Regions from separate parts of the Mus musculus genome. Here region 2 is linked to region 1. The links are chromatin loops, found by intact Hi-C in ENCODE. Cell type or tissue: heart. All regions are shown on one strand.

Evidence for each region. A loop is a pair of places that touch in the nucleus more often than their neighbours do. Peaks named below come from ENCODE experiments on the same cell type or tissue, not always from the same donor. Only the 100,000 strongest peaks of a DNase experiment are listed, where the experiment ranks them.
Region 2: it touches region 1 in a loop (5-fold over the local background); 25 of 42 quality-filtered maps call a loop at or near these places.

Annotation. Positions count from the first base shown.
Region 1 is chr9:46,002,836-46,005,335 of GRCm38, forward strand. It overlaps a transcript of Pafah1b2 not described here. Among named protein-coding and RNA genes, the nearest start is that of Sik3, 8.7 kb to the right of the region's middle. In heart, a CTCF peak has its summit at 1,052 (motif pointing right); a DNase peak (open chromatin) is centred at 1,156.
Region 2 is chr9:46,242,169-46,244,668 of GRCm38, forward strand. It overlaps Apoa4 (apolipoprotein A-IV), which reads left to right. Exons shown (of 3, transcript NM_007468.2): 3 at 111-1,290. The coding sequence ends at 1,122. Among named protein-coding and RNA genes, the nearest start is that of Apoa4, 2.6 kb to the left of the region's middle. In heart, no CTCF peak of the experiment used is centred here; no DNase peak of the experiment used is centred here; H3K27ac peaks cover 1,477 bases.

The sequences.
Region 1 (2,500 bases):
AAAGGGTCTCAGTGCTAAGATTACAGGCATATAGCACTGTGTTTGGCTCTCTTTTCACTGTCGTGACAATTTCATTTTTTGGTATAAAATTTGTATTATTTATTATTAATAATAAGATTATGAAGCCTAGTGTCTTTGCCACTGTTGTATTGCTGTGAAGAGACACTATGACCACAGCAACTCTTAAAAAAGAAAGTCTTTAATTGGGCCTGGCTTACAGTTTAAGAGATTTAGTCCATTGTCATCATGGTGGGGAGCATGGTGGCACACAGGCAGGCTGGATGCTGGAGGAGTAGCAGAGAGTTCTACATCTGGCAGCAGGCAGCAGGAAGAGAGTGGCACTGGGCCTGGTTCGAGCTTCTGAAACATCAAAGCCTGCTCCCAGTGACACAGTTCCTCCAAGAAGGCCACACCTCCAATAATGCCACTCCCTATGAGTCTATGGGGGCCATTTTCACCCAAGTAAAGTAAAATAAAATAAAATAAAAGGTGGAGAGATAGTTCCACAGTTAAGAGTGTTCTTGCTCTTGAAAAGACCAAATAAATAAATAAATAAATAAATAAATAAGTGTTTTTAGCCAGGCGGTGGTGGCACACGCCTTTAGTCCCAGTACTTGGGAGGCAGAGGCAGGTGAATTTCTGAATTCAAGGCCAGCCTGGTCTACAAAGTCAGTTCCAGGATAGCCAGGGCTACACAGAGAAACCCTGTCTCGAAAAATACAAAACAAAACAAAACAAGAACTCAAGTATTTGGCTGCGTCTGCCTTCTGAGTGCTGGGATTAGTGGGTGCAACCCATACTCCTGAACTCAGATTCTTTCACCTGTGTGGCAAGCACATTACCCATTTCCCATCTCCCAGTCCTCTACCTTTCTGGCCATAAAGACATGCTGCTTCCTGGAGGCTGCTTCCATTGGATTTCAACTCTCTGGTTCTTGACGTGGGCTTCCAGTTTTCAATTTCCCTGAAGTTTAAATAGAAAGAACTAGAGGGCCCTAGTTTTTTTGTTTTTTAAAAGGCAAAAGGCAAACTGTACTTTAGAATCCCACCAGCAGGTGTCGCTGCCGCCAAGGGAAAGGGTTCACTGGGTTTTCCTGTTTTACAGGGGCCTGAAAAGGAAGCAAGGGAGAAAGAATCCCAGTTCCTACAGAAGCCAGTCCCAGTGGCAGAAATGTGCTGGAAACACGGGTAGAAAACCCGAGTGACAGCCACTCAGTGCAAGAAGCAGCACACCAATCTTGGCCGGGAAAACAGGGAAAGGTTTAAACGGACCACTTAGGACCCAGAGGCAATTCCCAAGGCAGATGCTCCACACTGGCGAGGAGAACCAGGTGCAGAGCCAGAGACAGGAAGGGGAAATGTCAAGCATGCCTTTAGTTCTGACTTCCTAATATCTTAGGTACACTTTTAATTAATTAACTCATTCATTTATTCATTTCTTCGAGGCAGGGTGTCTCTGTGTCTTAAGACCAGGTTGGCATCAAACTCACAGGGACCCGCCTGCCTCTGCCTCCCAAACGCTGGGTTAAAGGTGTGCGCTACCACTGTCCAGCCTTTATATTTAAGAGAAAGGATCTAAATATACAAGATTCTAGCCAGGCACAGTGGCACATACCTGTGATCCCAGAACTTGGAAGGTAGAGGCAAGAGCATTAGAAGATTAAGGTCATCTTGGCTACACAGCAAGCTCAAGGCAGAACTTGAACTATGTGAGACCTTGCCTCAAAACCAACCAACCAACCCTCCAAAAGGACTGGGAAAACGTGGCTCCCTCAGCAGAGCACTTGATATGCAAGGATACCAAGGAGGCCTGAGTTTCATCCTGAAAAACACACTTGGCAATGCATACTTGTAATCCCAATGCTGAGGGCACAGAGGCAAGAAGGGTGGCCATGGCTTGTCGGCCAGCCAGTCTGGCTGAATCACCAAGCTCCAAGTTCAACAAGAGAGGCGTACAACAGAGCAGAGGGAGAGATTGAGGACAATGCCTGACAATGCCCTCTGGCCTCTCCATACACACACACATACATACATACATACATACATACATACATACATACATACAAACACATATAAAAACAAAGACCACCACCAGCGGCAGCAGCACCACCACCAACACTGTCACCACCACCACCACCAAAGCCAATATGCCCAGATCTTGCCAGGACTGGCAGCACCAGCTTGTACTCCTCACCTTCAGGAGGATAGTGAGTTTGAGGCTAGGCTTGGATATATAACAAGACCCTGTGTCAAACAGCCAAAAACAAGCCTTGGATGGCACCTGCCTCTGCCTTCAGAGTTCTGGGATTAAGGGCCTAAGGTCTGGTTTTTAAAAGGCTTTATAGCGTAAGTACTGGAGAGCTGATTAAATGAGGAGCCCTTGGCATAAGGTACACATGTGTTTGCGAGAAAACATTGTCCTGAATGGATTTTCTTCTAATGAATACTCCAGTGATAGTCTATATCAAATCAAAGTTGGGAGCTGGAGAGTGTACCTCACT
Region 2 (2,500 bases), 240 kb after region 1:
CGGAGGTCTCTGTTCCCATGGACACACTCCTGACCTAAGCAGGTGTATAGAGCTGAGTGTTCTACAAGCGTATCTAATGGTGCTTCCTTGTCTCCATCCTTTCCCTGAAGTACCCTCTTCCAGGACAAACTTGGGGATGCTAGTACGTATGCTGATGGGGTGCACAACAAGCTGGTGCCCTTTGTCGTACAGCTGAGTGGGCATCTAGCCCAGGAAACTGAGAGGGTGAAGGAAGAGATCAAGAAGGAGCTGGAGGACCTACGTGACCGCATGATGCCCCATGCCAACAAAGTAACCCAGACGTTCGGGGAGAACATGCAGAAGTTGCAGGAGCACCTGAAGCCCTATGCCGTGGACCTGCAAGATCAGATCAACACACAGACCCAGGAAATGAAGCTCCAGCTGACCCCATACATCCAGCGCATGCAGACCACGATCAAGGAGAATGTGGACAACCTGCACACCTCGATGATGCCCCTTGCCACCAACTTAAAGGACAAGTTTAACAGGAATATGGAAGAGCTCAAGGGGCACCTAACCCCCCGTGCCAACGAGCTGAAGGCCACGATCGACCAGAACCTGGAGGATCTGCGCCGCAGCCTGGCCCCTCTGACGGTGGGCGTGCAGGAGAAACTCAACCATCAGATGGAGGGCCTGGCCTTCCAGATGAAGAAGAACGCGGAGGAGCTCCAGACCAAGGTCTCCGCAAAAATCGACCAGCTGCAGAAGAATCTGGCCCCGCTGGTGGAAGACGTGCAGAGCAAGGTGAAGGGCAACACGGAAGGGCTGCAGAAGTCTCTGGAAGACCTGAACAGGCAGCTGGAGCAGCAGGTGGAGGAGTTCCGACGCACTGTGGAGCCCATGGGAGAGATGTTCAACAAGGCTCTGGTGCAGCAGCTGGAACAGTTCAGACAGCAGCTGGGTCCCAATTCGGGGGAGGTGGAAAGCCACTTGAGCTTCCTGGAGAAGAGCCTGAGGGAGAAGGTCAACTCCTTTATGAGCACCCTGGAAAAAAAGGGGAGCCCAGACCAGCCTCAAGCCCTCCCCCTCCCGGAGCAGGCCCAGGAGCAGGCTCAGGAGCAGGCTCAGGAGCAGGTGCAGCCCAAACCTCTGGAGAGCTGAGCTGTCCCTGGTGCCCTCAGCCCATCACAGCAGCAGACACCTGTCCTGCCCCACCACCTGTCTGTCACTCTGTCCCCAGGCACTTCTTGTACCAGCTTGAGGACACATGTCCTGTGGGAGGTGAAGCCACATCTCGCTACTCAATAAAGCAACTGAGAAATTAGCCCCATCGGGTTGCCCTGTGATTCCTTGGGGGCTGGCCTGACGTAGGGAGGAAATCAAGGCATCTGGCTGGGGACATGGGGGTGAGGGGTGGGGCCGGTAATGAGCCTTCGGGTGGGTCAGGGGTTGGTGTGCTAGAGAGGAGAATGCAGAAAAGACGCCAGTCTATCAGAAAACAAAACACGCATCCCGTTCACAGCCTGCAGAAAACAAAACACACATCCCGTTCACAGCCTGCAAACAGTTATCAAACGCCCTTGAGGTTCCAGTCAAGATTCTGAGCACTAGTCAAAACAGCCTTTGTGGCATTGTGTGCCTGAAGACCGGGCTTGGTGTTGACAGGGACACCTGGAGGGCAGCAAGACCCAGTCCCTGACCTTGAAGAGTTTACTGCACGGCAAGTCCCTTCTTGAACATGCCTGTGCCTTTGAACTTATTTATACAAAAGTAAGCCACTCTGTCCCACTGTAAAGTACTCATGTTTGCCCCGGAGTTTTCTCCACCTATGGATAAATCTGTTGACTCCAGAGCTGTATAATAGATGCCACGGGATATGAACGAGCCTTGGCAGCCAAGGTGGAACAGGCTTTGCCCAGGAGCCTCCTGATGGGTGGCTTGCCTGTCTATGACAAAGCTGGTGGTCGCTGGGGCAAAGAAATGAACCCATCAGAGGACCCCAGTGGTTTTATGGGGACAGCCAGCCACAGGAGGCTGCAGTCTCTGGAATGAATTTTCCCTGCCCTTGGAGACTTAGAGCCTCCCTAAGGAGGGAATCTCAGAGTAGAGTAGTTCAGGGATTCCTTCCAAAAGATTTCACATACTGGCTGTAGCCTCTGCCTCAGGTCTGCAAGTCAAACCCCTCTGCCTCAGAATGGGTAAAGTTCCCCTGGGATGGACTGGAACATGCTGTGGGTGGTCCCAGCTGCTCTGGCCTTCTCCCTCCCTTCCAAGGCGTCCTCTGTGTGTCATAAGCCCAGACCTGGGTTTGCATCCTAGTTTCCTGATACTTCTACTGGGTGATTTGGAGCAGGTAACAAAACCTGTTTTGGAAAGGAAAAATGAGGAACCTTGGGCCAGAGTTATTCAGAAGGTCTGATGGTGCCAAGCACTTAATATAACCATCAAGGCAATGTAAATACTAAATGTGTGTGTGTGTGTGTGTGTGTGTGTGTGCGCGCGAGCACACGCGCTCACAGGATCACGCGCGCGCTGTGCT